Linked DNA regions of Mus musculus: region 1 is linked to region 2. Evidence: chromatin loops called from intact Hi-C (ENCODE). Cell type or tissue: gastrocnemius. All regions are shown on one strand. Each heading gives the region's core, and the rest is flanking DNA. Links, peaks and the distances in the headings are about the cores only.

Region 1 (7,701 bases), core at 1,852-6,851, 530 kb after region 2:
ATTTTCCATAAAACAAAAGAATAAACATTACAAACGTTCGCTCACACTGTAATGAACAACCATTCTTAAAGAAGGGACGAGATTAATATGAAAAATAGGTTGTCCCAAGCCACCGTGTGTCCCGCACCTGTCTCTGTGTGTGCATAAAAAAAGCTCTTGGGGGATCGGATGGGTTAAACACCCTCTCAGTCCTAGAAACGAAAATGCATTTTCTTCTTCCCGCCCTGGTTTAATCCTGCTGCGTGTTATTATTGTCAAGTCTCTTCGCACCACCGTTTCTAAAAAGAAAACCCGTGGGTCTGCACGGCCCTCTGCCGCCTGCTCGGCTTTTATTGTGCACGCAGCAGGGTCTGCGTGGATCCAGCACGTCGTGACAGTCTTGCAGGCGCTCGCGGACACCCTCGGAATGGCATTTCGATCTGAGCTAGGAGCATTGTCTCAGAGGACACACACACACACACACACACACACACACACACAGGGGTTGCAGACCCCTTAGCCAGCCCTTCTCGTAACCCATAATTAGAGATGACCTTTGAGAAAGGCAATTAAAATATGGTAATGATCGATGCACTTGCTTGTTTCCAAAAAGGCAAATAAATAAAACAGGTGCTAGCTTTAGCCAGCTCCACCTGGCCGGGCCGGGGAGACTCCTGTGGCTCATGAATGAACTCTTTCTCCAGAGAAGCTTCAGCTACCTACGTGAGCGAGGGTTCCACCCCCTACTACTTTCTCTTCCCCTCCCCCACCCACGCTCGAGCAGCCGGGAGCTTGCTGACGGCAGCGGGGCTTTGTCATCGACACGCACACATCGACACGCACACGCACGCACCGGGCCACCGCGGGACTGCGGCGGCTGCCCTGTTGTGGCCTGGCTCACCGCGTTCTCCTCCCCGCCCCCTCTTTTAAAGAGCTGCTCGGGACCCTTTCTTTCCATCCTTTCCATGGGCCTTTGCGGCCAGTAATATGGGGGTGGGGGTTCCCTCCGGGTGCGGGATGGGCAGAGAGGACTCTGAACCCAAAAAGAGGTCAGGATACGCGGACCCCACGGCTTTGTTTTGCCCCTTGCTCCTGCCCTGAGGTCGGCAAAGCCCTCGCCAAGCTAAAGATCTACTGGCAAATAGGCAGGCGCATTGGAAAATACCAGCACTTCCCCAGGACCAAAGCGGACTGTGACCCCCTACACCCCTGAATTCACTCGGGGTTTGGTCTGGGTGGAGAGCATGTCCCCCCGCCCCCCGCAGGATCTCCCTTCCACAAGTGGCTATCCCAACCCAGACAAATTGCAGCGTCATTATGGTGGCTCCTGTTGCTTGAGGCCTCGGGGTTACTTGGGCTTCACACGCACCCCACTTCTACACTGAGGAGAGGGCCGGGGTGGGGGGGGGGGGAGAGGGGCAGGAACCCGGGATCCCTGGGGACTGCCTGGAGGAGAAACCGCATCGGGCCTTCTTCCCATTCCTCCCGGCTGCCTTCCGGGACCATGAGCACGGAGCCAGGGCGGCCTCTCGCCTTTCATTACCGGGCCTACGAAAGCAGCAGCCCAGGCAAATATGTAGCTATTAAAATTAATCGCCCTGCGTTGTCAGCTGAACATAATGCAAATTATTTATGGGCTGTCTGCGCAATATTTATCATCGTGCAGGCTCCAGGCGCTTAGTGCCTTCTGGCCTACCCCGCCCGCCCTGGCCCGCGGAGGCCGAAGATGAACGCAGGCTGCAGCGGCCCAAGGGAAGATCTGGGCACCCCAATAGTCTTCCCAGGACGAGGCTGTGTATCAGTCTGTCTTCCAGGCCCAGAGATTCACTTTAGTTTCTATCGTACATTGCTAATATTTTTGGAGGCCTACTACGTGCAAAATTGACAGGCCTGAGAAACTAAGGGTGTGTGTGTGTGTAACCATTTTAAACACACTTCTGAATCACAGGCAGGACGTGAGTTCGAGCGGCGATGCAAGCAGATCTTTGACTGCCTAAGAGAGTCTAATGAGACCTCAAATCAGTGCCCCATCTGGGAAACCCAGTTCTCCAAAACTGGATTTGCACTGGAAGAAACTATGGGCATTGGATGTGCCCAACAGATCCCGGCTCAATTGGAACAGGAATTCGGCATCCTCCGAGCCCTAGAACTTGTTTGGTGACCGCAGATAACAGATTAACTGCTAATAGTCGAAATCCGCCGAGCGTTTAGTTTATCACTGCTGGGGGCCCTAGGTATTCATTGCACTTTTTTTATATGTAAAAACAGCCTTGCTACCTCCCAAACGGCTTTTGTTTCTCTTTCAAATACAGTGCTCTCGAAAACAGCAGCAACACGCCACCCCGCCCCCTCTCCAACCTCGCCTTCTGGTTTAAAAAACACAAAACAAAACAAAAACCAGGAGGAAAAATAATCTATAAGACAATCCCCCCCTACTGGTCGGCGCTGGCCTAGGGGCTTTTTCCGCAGACCGAGTCGCCCAAGGCTGCCGAGGTAAACAAGCTTTCTGAACCTCGGTTAAATCACAAAGGGGAAGAGCCGAGGCTGCCAGGCACGGGGAAGCCTGAGGATCCAGCTTGGGCATCCAGGCGGGAAGGGCTTAGGGTTTAGGACAGTGAGCTGGAGGCTGGTTAGTCCTAGCCAGAGGCCGCGCGTAGCCAAGGAAGTGAGAGGGAGGCCCGTGGAGCTCAAGCAGAGACTCTCCACTACATCACCTCTAACCCCACCCCGCGCCAAATTAGAGAGGTTGGGTTAAAGCTCTGCCTAGGCCTTTATCCCTTTTGCACCTGGCCACCACCCCAGGCCAGTAGGATTGCTTGAATCCTTCAGGGAAGATTACAGAGCACCCCTCACCTCCCCATTCTGAGTAGTTCTAGGCCTCCAGGAAACACCAGCAGGCCTAAGTCTTTCTTTTCATATTCATTTTAAGCCAAGTCGTTGCCTAGCTTCCTGGTCTTCGCCCAGCAGACCTACATCACCTTGCTGTTCAAATCTGTCAAGTCCTACTTCCCGGTCCCAGATTGTGTGTGTGTATGTGTGTGTGTGTGTGTGTGTGTGTGTGTGTGTGTGGTGGGTGGGCTATCTACCAGCATCTGCTCTCCAGACCTACATTAGGGGGACAAGGCCAAGAAGCTACTTTGAATTTATATTCTTCCGGTTCTTGTCTTAAAATGTGGTTTAATCCATTTTAAAGGACTATTTTCGTTCTCATTAACCTCGAATTTTAATGGTGAATTTTTCTTAGAGCATTCCAAAGATTCGCCCATTCTTCAGAAACTTAATTCGAAGTGATGTAAAAGAAAGGGGTGGGGATTCCTGGTCTGAACGTGCTTTGGGCTTGACTGTATCTTCCATAGCCTTGCAGGGATGGGGGGGGGGTGGTCTTAGTTCTACTTCTTAATTAACAAAGCTCTGGTGCCTTCCATGTGTGGGAGAGACCCTGACCACAGCGAAATGGACGGGCCAAGCTGCCTTTGCAAAGCACTTTAATACTTCCAGCCTCTTCAATCTACTTAAGGAGGGCAGAGGTAGTGTTAACTCTCACAGAGGGGGAGGCTGCCTCTACTAGCCCCCAAGTTTCAAAGTGTTTGTGTTCATCATTGAAGTGTGGTCAGAAGCCAGGTGCAACCTGTCTGCTCCCGTTGAATACCCATGCTACCCTGAATCAGTGTCATTTGGTTAAAATGGTGCATCGTTTTTGTTTTGGTTTGGTTTGTTTTCTGGAAGCTGCCTACCCTACCCCCCCCCCCCCCCCGCTTCAGACGATTTCCCTTCATAGCCTAAAAAAAAAAAAAAACAGGAATTGTCTGTGTCAATTCCGACTCCCGGCCACGGAGGGCTATTTTAAAGTGTTTCTGCAGACAGACCCTCTGGCCCCGCCGGAAGTGTTTTATGGACCTGTGAGTCCAGTTAATCCCAGGAGGCGAGGAAGGATCAGCCCGGGGTGTGGGAATCCTGTGTTTAGGTTATCCTTATGGGACTTTGGGGGGGGGGGGACACTTAGTGACTTTGGCAATATAATGTGCCCTCTCTCCATGAAACTCGAGATTTGAACCAACGAGGAAGGAAACAGGACAGGCCCCCATCGAGGTGTGGCCTGGGGAGGAGGGGTACACTCTGGGACCACAGTGAACTTGGTAGGCAAAGTCGAGAGCACAGTTGTGTGAGCCAGTCCCCCACCCCAACCCCCGGCCCTGACTTTATCTTTCTAGCCTGTGGAAAGCGAGAGAGCCGCGACCCGGGAAGGAGCCTTAAAGAAACATTCAGGAGCGACTCGCGACTGGAAGATGGCAGCGGCTCCCCTGGGTTTCAAGGTTCCAAAAAAGGTGTTCTGCCTTGAGGAGTGAGGACTCCTGCTCCGCCCCCCCTCTGACAGTCTCTCCCAGGGTCCCCAAACCACTAAGCCCCCAAGTGCGCCTAGGCCGCTCAGCCTCTCCAGAACACGTAGGGATGTCACACTGTGGTCCACATAAGCTGTGCGGTGCAAACCTACTAGTCCTCTTGGGAGATAGGATTTACTCTCCCGTCCCCAAATTCAGACACAGGCTAAGGTCTCCTATTTTTACTCCTGTGTCTCTCGGAAGCACGGGTAGAATCGATCCTCTCTAGCAGCTGCCACTTCTCGGGGGACAAGGGAGTCCATAGGCCTGGCTGTGCGCCCCAGGCTTTAACAGCGTGTGCACTTATGCGGGCTGGGGGGGGGGGGGAGGGGCACAGCCTTCCCCACCTGGACTCTTCGAAGCAAACAATCGCCGCGAGCTTTCGAAGCACCAGAGCGAGCCAGGAAGAGGAAGGGAAAGTGGAGGCCTGGAGCGCGCTTGGAAAGCGTGTTTGTGCGCGCGCTCGGGGGAATAGGGAGCTGGTGGTAATCGGGCTGGATTGAGGGCAAACAACCGGATCCAGCCGTCCCAACTGGGCTCTCCAGCTCCAAGCAGGGGAGCTTAGCTCAGGGCTGGCGCCTCAAGTGGAGAGAAGACCGGAGCTTCTGGAGGCGCCACTGGGCATCTAGCCAGACCCACCGGAGGAGCCTAGGGGCGCGCCTGGAGACGGGGGACCTGCACGAACCAGTCACCACCGCGGGTGGCCGTTTACCTAAGCCTCACAGGACCACTGAAGATAGGCGATAAGGAGTTCCTGAGCAATCGGCTACCCCCAGGCCCTAGTCACCTCCGGCGGACGTGACTGCCGGATGCTATGCGGCTAGGTGGGCTAGGGGCCTTTGCACTGTCTCCCTTGGCCCTTTCTGTGCTGCAGAGTCACGAGTCACAGTAGATTCTGTTACCTAAGTCTGGAGTTTTCCTTGCGCCGGCGGGGGGGGGGGGGCAGCCAAAGATGTTGGGCATCTTAAGCCACAAAATTTTGGGAGGGTTGGGAGGGAGGTTTTTTCCCTTAGGGGGGGAAAACCCTTAAATCACACAGGCTACAGCGTGGGAGAGGCCACACGGCCCTCTTAGGGCTTTGGGCAAGCTGCTTAACAGTTCTGGACCCCAGGGGCGACACAATTAAGGCAAGGAAAGCAGTCTTAGTGTCCACCTCATAATAGAGTTGGTCAGAGGAGAATAGGCTTCCTGTGTGTAGACCACGCCAGTGCCACATATGCTTGCTAGGGTATTATTGTATTCCCTTCCTATGGGTAAAGGGGGGGGGGGCACTCTCCCCCGAAGTTAAAGTTACCCCAGGTCTCTCGGGAGGCATGTTTGGGCAAAGTGGAGAGTACGTTCACTGTTTTTGTCCACAAGATAGTTAAAGCAAAAATGGCCTCAAACTATCTCTTGACTCCTTAACCTTAAAGGCCTGACTTGGTGGTGTGAAAGAGTAGCTTCCCCCAGCCCTTACAGTCTCACGCTGGATCCCAGGTGGGCCTGGGCTTTAAGGCAATCCTCTGCTTCAGTTTCCCGAGTGCTAGAACTGTAAGGAAGAGCTAGCCAAGCCTGGGGACTGGGCTCTCTGCTGGCATTCATTTCGTTTGGATTACTGTCAAGTTCCAGGCAGGGATCAGACACCGCATCTTTACACTCTCCCCGCGGTCTTGAAGGACACAGCAGGGGTCTTTCAGAAATACTCTCCTAGCCCACCTTTGTTCAAGGTGATTTTTCAAGACGCGATTCCAAGCTACCTCGTTCTTGGTGAGGCTGGGTGAAAGGAAAGTCCTCTGCCATTAGTGGACTACATTTTACTGACACCCAAATATAAATAATGTTCATGTGAACAGGATTGGTCAGATTCCTATCTAGGAAAGGCTCTCCTTACTGTCTGGCACGGTAGGGAGATGTGTGCAGGCAGCAAAGAAGGGTCTGAAGGGTCCAATACAACTCATAACATGAGGCCGCTTTTTTTTTTTCTTTCTCAAAGACAAGACATTTCTCCTAAGTGGCTACCGGCGGTAGACTAATCACTTAAATGTGCTGGCGATGGGCTGTGGCTCTTAGTAGATCCTTATCTGAGCTGTGAATGCCAGGCTGCCAGCCCCGCGAAAGACAAAGAACACAGACGCTTCTACGGTTCGCTCCTTAGAGCCTGGGTCACCTCTGGAGCTTGCCCTGTACAGTCTCTATCTACCCCCGCCCCCTCCAAGCTGTGACTGATCTGCCTCTGAAACAAATTCCTCAGACTCAAAGCAGAATTCCAGTTCTCGAGCGCCACCCGGAGAGTTCACATCTCCCCTCCTCGGAGGCCGCGTGGTGCGCAAGTGAGAGTCCGAGGGCGGCGGCCTTGGCAGCAGCATAGTTCTGTGGCCTCCTCCTGCCCGCACCCGGCACGTACTCAGGAAAAGAAAGGCAAGAGAGAAACGTGGGTTGTAAGAGCTAAGTACAAACAACCTTGCAGGAGTGTGCAAGGAAGAGTAAGCAGCATCAAGTAGAAACTACAACTAAAATAGTCTCTTCGAGTTCTATTAATCAAAGATTTCTCGAAGGTGCAGCGTAACGGGGACTCTTTTACCTTAGGACACATTGTACCAAGATGATTGGGTTCAGGTCAGAACCTCCAGAAGACATGTCTCATGATAAGTAGACAGCAAGGTTCGCATCTACAGACTAACCTGTTTTCGTCTTATTTTTAACTGAATCAGTGTATTTGATTGTGGGGGAGGGAATGTCGCTTGAAATACACACGATGGATCCATATTTAACTGGGATAAGTTCCCGTAGCTGTCTAACCACATTTGTTTGGTCCCTGTGAGAATCCACGTTTTCTAGCCTCAAGAGGGGCAGGCGGCCCTCATGGCTCCTCCCCCGGCGGTTTCCTGGCGAGGCGCCCATCCTCCCCTAGCACCGGGAACAGAGACAGCCACATTAATACTCCCGGGCAGCCTGTTCTGACCTATACTGTCATTTTTTCCATCGGTCAGGATCAGGCTGGGGTGGGGGTAGCGCTCTTCCGAGGGGCTTTGCACGGATCGTTGGGTTTTCCCCGGCGAACTTAACACGGAGGCGAAGGGGGCAGATGGAAACCAGGCCTCGGCTGGCCGGGCGCGTAAGCGCCGCACTCGGCAGCTCGACGCAAAGCCAGGGCTGGATTTTCGAGGCCCGGGCCCGGCGGCTTTCCGAGGCCGGCGAGATCCTCTCTCTCCTGGCTGAGCTAACACGGTCTCCTAATTCCGCCCCCGGAGACAGCAGCTGTGCGGCGAGAGGGAAGGGTGGGGGGGAACCCACAACTTTCCCACCAGAAGAGTGAGTGGCGAACAGGAGTGATGAAGGCCCACCCCGATTCCGTGCACGTAGC
Region 2 (7,701 bases), core at 1,290-6,289:
TGGCAACTAGACTCAACTACTGGATGCTATGACTGCCGAGGCTTTCTAATGGCTCCAGCCCTCAGACTCTGAGCCTTCCCGGTGACACTCCAAGCACCCTAAAGCAGAGACAAGCCGTTTCTGCTGGGTTCTGTCTCCGTTGCCAGCGAGCAGAGTCTGCAAGGATTTTAATAAATGGTTTCAGGCTGCTAAGTTTGAAAGTAATTTGTCTTACAGTAGTACCTGAAACACCCAGAGTGTGGCCAGAAACAGTCGCACTTTATTGAAAGAGAGCACAGCTGCAATGCATGCTGGGGCAGGAGGTTGAGAACTGGGTTGGTTAATCTTCTTTGTCAACTTGACCGGATTTAGAATCACCATGGCAACACACCTCTGGGCGTGTTTGTGAAAGTGTTTTCAGAGAGGTTTAATTTGAATCGGGGGTGGGGGGTGTGTGGGGGGAGTGAGGGGGAGACCATCCTGAAGGTAGGTGGGTCCAGGACTGAGCAAAACAGAAAAAGTAAGCTGGACAACTGCACTCATCACACCCTGCTTCCTGTAGCACAGGGACCAATTTCGTTTTCCACCATCCACGACATCCCACCATGATGGTCTTGGACCCTCACGTCGTGGGAGAAAGTGAGCCTCTCCTTCCTTTACATCGCTTAATTCAGGTATCTTCTCACAGCAACAGGACAAAAAAAACAAAAAAACAAAAAACAAAAAAACAAAACAAAAAACAACAACAACAACAAACACTAATCATCAAAGGTGTGGAGCCATAAGCACTTGGCACCACCCTTCTGTGAATTCTAGCACAGCTCAGGAAACACCAGCTGAACTCACACTGTCAGCCAAGTGTCTGGCAGCTGCTCAGTAGATCTCCATTAGGTTTTTCTAGACTTATCAGTGTCTTGGAGAACTTTTCGGATGAAGAGTCAAATAAAACGCAAAGCTTTAAAAGTACCGAGTTTGACATTAAATAGGTGTTAAAATATGCATCGCCCCTATTACCTTTCAGCTCTGGAGAACTCCAATCACGACAATAATTAATATAATGGCTTGATTTATTGCTACTCCTCCTCTGGATTATATTTATTTGTTTTTTTTTTCTTTAATGCTGGAATCATGCAAACAGGCTGACTAAGGTAAAAGGCCGTGGGGGATGTTCTACCAGGAGCAGGGAGGGAGGGGACGAAACTAAAGATAGAAAGAGAAAAAAAAAAACACATGCAAATACAATTTATAAAATTAGCAACATACAGGGAAAGAGATTATCTGCATACTTGAAAAAATACACTGGCTCCAGGCAAGCTTAGGAATGAGGTCATGTAACAGTTTGAAAGAACCCAAAGGTTGAGTAGTGGTCAGAGGGTGCACTCAACTGGACTACCTTTCTTGTCCAGAACCTGCCAATGGTGCATAGAAAGAATACTAGTATTGGCCTTGAGAGCTTGGGTCACATGATGGGGAAATGGAAGGTGCCTACCCACCCATGTGCAGTCATCCACAAACACTCCCCGCCATGCACCAGAAGAAGGCACCCATTTGTCTACACAAAATACCTTTGGGTCAACCTACTGGCTGAGTCCCCTGGTGAAAGTGGAGCAGAGAAGCATGGCAAACGGGCCTTTCCCGGAGAAAGCAAATCCACAGAGGCAGGGGAGGAGAAATCATAAGTAGGAAGGAGAGAACTCTGAAATAGCTGATGTGTCCTGTCCCCACTGTATGCCTCTCCCCCCAGCATCCTTTTTTTTTATCTAGGGCAAGCATATGAAGGAGATTTTTGTAATCCCCAGATTACATACAAGATCATGGAAGCTGTACCTTTAATTTCTCAAGACCACAGAAAGTAGAAAACAAAATCAGATCTCAATTCCTAAGAATGTTTTGGGGGCCCTTCCTCACTTCGATCATAACCAGTACTACAAACAACTTAATATGTATGATGTGGCCTACCAGATTCCGAGGAGAGAGGCTAAGAGAGATAACTGGCTTTAAGTCACAACCTTTCAATCATAAACAACCCCCACCAAATTCTGCAGGCTCAGCCCAAAGAGTGTACTACAGGACACAGCACCTGGACAAGTAGGTCCATAGGAATGGGCCTAGCATAAGGAGGGGCAGACCCCTGAAGTGATGCACACAGATGAAAAACAAGCCTAAGTTGGGCCTGTGTGGATAGTAGGTCCAGGGATTCACAGCCTAATGAAGTAGATCATGAAAGCTCATTTGCTTGTTCAATAGCTCCTTCCATTCACTCAGGTCCACTTAGGGCAGAACCAAAAGAGAGCTGGGAGGGGGCCTTTTGGATTTCTCACCCAGCTTTCAAAGCCTGGGAAGATGGAGAGAACAGAGGTCTCAGGAGCCACCTTGGGAGGCAGGTGTGTCCCAGTGAGGCTAAGAGAGCACCAACAGCTGGATGAATATCCCCCATTAAACTATGGCCAGCCTGGCCAGCAGCATGGAACAGGCCTTTCTGACAGAGACGGTCATTCACAACTTCATTTGGTGAGAAAATAGCTAGCTGTGCCTAGCTGCCCAAGTGATGTCCCAGAGGCAGGGACAGCTCACTATAGGAAGCTATAGGAAGCTAGCCAAAGGACCCCACAAGAGAGTGCTTCTCAAATGATTTGTGGTGAAGGACCTGTTATTTCTTGTTAGGTTACTCCCCTCCCCGAAACTTTCACAGACAAATCTCTTGTGAAATACAACAACAAAAACAACAAAAAATGAACAACTATAGGACGGGGGATTCCATATTTTTAAACCCTAAGTTTTAATGGCCTTTGGAGTCAATAGGACATAGAATGGCTCTGACACATTGAAGTTCTAAAATGTCTTTTCTTGATTTCTGTGTTAGGTTGTCATTTACAGGGTAACAAGCTGCTGCCGAACCAGCCCAGGTCTACACAGTGTTGGAGAACCATTGCCATAGGTTAACATGGTTAGACAGAGCTTCCTAGGCCTAACCAGTTATCCAAAACAGGCAAGGATGTCACTGACATAGGACATCCCAGGTAAACAGGAATGTCTGACAGCCCTTTGTTGGGTGTCATAGTCTACAGATGTAGATGATTATCACATGTCTCCAAGGCACAGAGCTAGGACAGTAATAAAATCAGGCTCTCTTAAATGGGGAAGCCAAGACTCAGGGTAGGACTGGGTATTTGTCAAGTTTACAGGGAGGTTATGAACTAAGATCTTCCTTAATATCAGTGAGCTCCCCCACCAACTTCCTCATTCTAGTGAGGATGCCATCGTGTACATGAGTGTCCCCAAGGGACATGTTCTCCCTTCAGGGGCTCCTCTTCTCTGCAGTTGCTGACAATGTCTCTGGGCATCATTCGAATTCCTTGGAACTGCCTTTAACTGCCTTCTTCATCCTAGTTTTCCTGTAAAAAATAAGAGTTGGAACCTCTCCAAAAAGAGACCCAGGACCCCCAAGCGAGAGAACTCTCTGGTTAGCAACAAGAACCAACAAACCTATCTTGGATATTTCCTCCCACCGGCCAGTGACTTGTACCTTCTAGAATAGGGAAGGGTATCTGGGATCTGGACCCAAGTCCTCACAACATCCATGACTCACCATCTCACTCTGCTTCTCTTAACTCAGTCAGGACAAGGGGAGGGCTGTGCAACTCTCTTTCCCAGCCAAGGAAGTCACCTAGGAGCCAACACTGGGAACCAGACAGACCCACAAGCTCCTGGCCTGGCAGTTGCCAGCAACGGAAAATCCTGCTAGGGCCACTTCTGTCTCTGCCAGCAGATGTCACTGCAGTCTGACCTCAGGTTACCAAAAGGGCATCACTAATTTTGGCTTTGCAGCCCTAGAAAACCAGACACTAAGTTTCTTGGCCCTTTTGCTGTTTTCTTCTGGCTTGCTGACTGCAAAAAAGACCTGTTTTGTCCCTCTGTTTTACCATCTGTGAAATGGACATGTTCCCCTTCACTCCCTCTCTTCCCCAAAGAAAGAATTCAAGAGCTATGATATTCCAGAACTAATTAGTTCCTACCCTCCCCAGACGTCAGTTATTCCATCTATCAGAGTGCCCAGTGATAGTTCACTTGCGTTCCATCTACCAAAACAGGTAGCCAGAAACACCTCCACCTATTTCTGTTTCCATAGTAACAGAAGAGTTAAAAAAAAAAAGGAAGAAAAAGCCTCTAACAAAATAAGACACCTAAGAGGCATAAACAAAATATGTGATGGTGTGGGAGACTGTAAAGTTTTTATTGCCACCTGTTTGGAAGACCTGCATAATTCAATCCTGCTCCCGGCATTTGCGAGGGAAGCAATCACCCCAAACTTGTGGCAATAAAGCCTTTATAGCCCCCCATGCTGGCACACCCACTTTCGAGGTACAAAGCCCCAGTTTGATAAACTTCCGCTTCTTGTATTTGCATAATGGAAATGGACGAGATTTTCCACTCAGGCTTCTGGGAAGCTTAGCTGGAAGCCGTCCTGGAAGCAACTCCAGCCAAAGGACCTTGGGACTCGACAGGGATGCTGAGTCCCATTTCCCTGAACCTGAGACCAGGCAGGTTCTAGTTGAAGGTCATATGCCTCCTGAGTCCTAAGTCATAACTATCATTGCAGTGCTCCGTTAGAAAGCACGCTAAGTGAGAAAGCTTGTCCAGGGTTAAGTGTAGGAAAGAAAGGTCCTAACTCAAGTAGACATCCAACGCCCCTCACTGTCAGACACACACACACACACACACACACACACACACACACCCTCTGCTCACTTTCAGGTACCCTCTCCCTCAATCTGTTGGGGACAGGTCAGGTAGTCGTGGCTGTTCTAGATGCCTCTCCTTCTCGGCAGATTACTACAACCCTGCCAGGACTCAGTGGTAAAAGTTTGAACGTGTCTGCAGAGCTTAATCAAATGCTAATTCCGTGTGGTGAAAGAATTTGCTGGAATCTGCAAGGGAGCTCCTGGCAGCAAGAAAATGCGTTGATTCACTCCCAAATCTGCTTTGCCCAAGCCGGGTGCGATTTAGAGCGTAAGCTGTATTAAATCACAAAGTGCTGTGTGGATCATACAGCCATCCTTTGTGTCGTTAATGAAGGGAAAAACAGGGCTTTATTCTGAAGCTTTGTGTATAATCAGATGCCATGTTGTAAAGCTCTGGAAAACACACCAGAAATCATAATTGGGAGGAAATAAAAGGGTTAGTCCAAAACAGCGTATGCAAATAAGGAGGAAAAAGAAACTGCCCCCAAGATTTGTGCGTTTCAAGAATCAACTTTTAATTCATGCACAGGGAGATTACAGAAGGGGAGGAGCGGCCTTTAAAATAGTATGAAAAGCTAGTTTAGATGTAAATGAGAGATAATGGGCTTTCACCAGGAAATAAGCAAGGGGGCCAAGTTTGTGCCCAGGGCTGGGGGAGGGGAAGGCAGTTTGGCTTCTGGTTGTCCTCACTGTTGCAAACATACTCAGGGTTTACAGCACGGTAAGGAAGGCAAGGTTTCGTGCCATTGGCTGTGGTTAGCTGCAGTAGGAGGAAGAAAGGTCCAGCTTGCCTGTCGTAGCTCCGGAGGTTCTGGGATCTGGCTGAGTTGGGAAGGGGGTCTCGCGGTTGTTGTTTTAGCACAAAAATAGCCTCTGTGGTGTGATCATCTCAAGGTCGCCTAGGAAAGTGGTTGGGGTTTTGACGCCTGTCGCTGTACGTTCAGCCAGAGGAGAAGGAACGCTGCGCTGAGCCCTCCCCAGCCCTAATTCACTAATGATTTGCTTATTAGTTCGGATCAGGGAGCCGGTTTCTGGAGAGATGTGAATTGCCATTGATTTAATCCTCTTCCCAGCACGCGCTCCCGGCCTAGGGTGAGGCTGGGAGGAGAGAGGGGGGGTTGTCAGCTGGTTCAAGAGCAAGTTGCTGCTTCTCCTGTCTGGCTTTGTCTGTCTCCCCGACCATCTGCTTTCAGGCAGAGAGGAGCCCGTGGGTGGAGGAGCTAAGCCCAAGAGCTCAAAACCCGGACTCTAGACCTGTGTGTCTCCGGGTAACTGACAGCTGAGCTCAGACTTCTACAGCATGTGGGCAAGATATTGTGGTAACGTCTCATTAAACTAGAACGTTGGGGACAGCACAGTTCTCACACTGTCAGTATGTGTCCTCACTTAAGCCACCCACCAGCCTCTCAGGTAGATCGCCTCTACAATTTACAAGGGAAGAAGCTGAGCCTCAATGAAGTTAAGTTAGCCTGCCTAGGGTCACACAGGCAAAACAGTGGAGGGCCAAGGTGTGCAGCTTGTGGCCAGTGTCCTCCTGCTTCACCTAACATGAGCCATCTCATCTGTGTCTCTGTAAACTGCCATCAAGAGATTTCTTTTCCTCTCAGCAGGATCTGATAGCAGAGGCCTGTAATCTCCACTACTCAGGAGGTTGAGGCAGGAGGAGTTCAAGTTCGAGACCTGCCTGGACTATAGAGTGAACCCCTGAATTAAAAGAAATGAGAGGAGGTCTAAGAACAGAGCTCAGGACAGTACAGTGCTTGCTCAGCATAGTCCAGGCCTATGTTCAATTACCCCAAAAGGCAAGCACTTTTAGCCGTTGGGCTAATTTTGTTTGTTTATAGTGCTGAGGCTTGAACCCAGGGCTCTACTATTGAGCTGCTTCCCCAGCTCCTAAGTAGGTCATCTAATGATAATAGAGGGCATGTAATCTCCTACCTACTGCCCATGGGTCAAGGAAGAGAGATCTCTTAGTGAGCGGTGCCGTTTTTTGTTGTTGTTGTTGTTTTGTTTTGTTTTGTTTTGTTTTTCCAAATATGGCAAGGTGCTCAACCCACACCCACACCGAGGAGCCTAATTCATTATATGTCCCAGCTCCATGTCTTTGCCCAGACAGTTCCTTACACTTACCCACCCCCACCCTTCTCCAAACAGCATCCCCTTAGTTTAATCCTCCCGAAAACTGATCATAATTTTGTCCCCACTCAAACCTTCAACTCTTGAAGAGTTCCCCTTCCTAACCAGCATGGGGCTCTTCACGCTCACCTGAGGACCTGTGATTCCATTTCCCATCCTCCCTTCAAGCCTTCCACGTCTTTGCTCTTCCCCTTCTACAGCATCTTTTACATCTGCCAGTTGACTAATGAGTAAAACATGGGCCTTAAGGCCAAATTAATTTGTGGTTTCTTTGAAAATTGCTGGTAGATATCTTTTCAATCCCAGCAAGCCAGGCTTTTCCAGAGTTCATTCCAATCCAGAACACTAGGAGAGGACTAAGGAGAATGAGTTTCCAAACAGTGTCTATGGTAAACTAGTTCTCAAAGTCAGTACTAAAAGAATCCAGTCATTGGTTGCTAGTGTGTGCTCTGGTGCTGCTGTAGGCATCGAAGCCACTGAGATGAATGAGACAGAGGCTCTGCCTTTCTGTACAGAATACCCTTTGTGTGTGTGTGTTGGCGGGGGCAGGTTTGGAGACAGGGTTTCTATGTGTAGCCCTGGCTGTCCTAGAACTCGCTCCATAGACCAGGCTAGCTAGCCTGGAAGTCAGAGATATGCCTGCTTCTGCCTCCCAAGTGCTGGGAGTAAAGGCGTGGACTACCATGCCGGGATAGAGTATCTTTTTTTAACCTCTATTTGTATGTCTGTGTGGTTTGCCTACATGTAGTCCATACACCATGTGGTGCATGCAGTGCCTGTGGCGTCCAGAAGAGGGCAGTGGATCGCTGGAACTGGAGTTGGAGGTGGTTTTGAACCACACTTC

The links. A loop is a pair of places that touch in the nucleus more often than their neighbours do. Peaks named below come from ENCODE experiments on the same cell type or tissue, not always from the same donor. Only the 100,000 strongest peaks of a DNase experiment are listed, where the experiment ranks them.
Region 1: it touches region 2 in a loop (3-fold over the local background); 4 of 42 quality-filtered maps call a loop at or near these places.

The regions. Positions count from the first base shown.
Region 1 is chrX:12,151,106-12,158,806 of GRCm38, forward strand. It overlaps a transcript of Bcor not described here. Among named protein-coding and RNA genes, the nearest start is that of Gm46687, 62 kb to the left of the region's middle. In gastrocnemius, for the core only: CTCF peaks have their summits at 2,449, 4,936 and 6,628; DNase peaks (open chromatin) are centred at 2,478, 3,886, 4,996 and 6,640; H3K4me3 peaks cover 2,449 bases; H3K27ac peaks cover 2,559 bases.
Region 2 is chrX:11,626,371-11,634,071 of GRCm38, forward strand. No RefSeq gene overlaps it. Among named protein-coding and RNA genes, the nearest start is that of Gm34187, 97 kb to the left of the region's middle. In gastrocnemius, for the core only: a CTCF peak has its summit at 3,746 (motif pointing right); DNase peaks (open chromatin) are centred at 3,701, 5,399 and 5,876.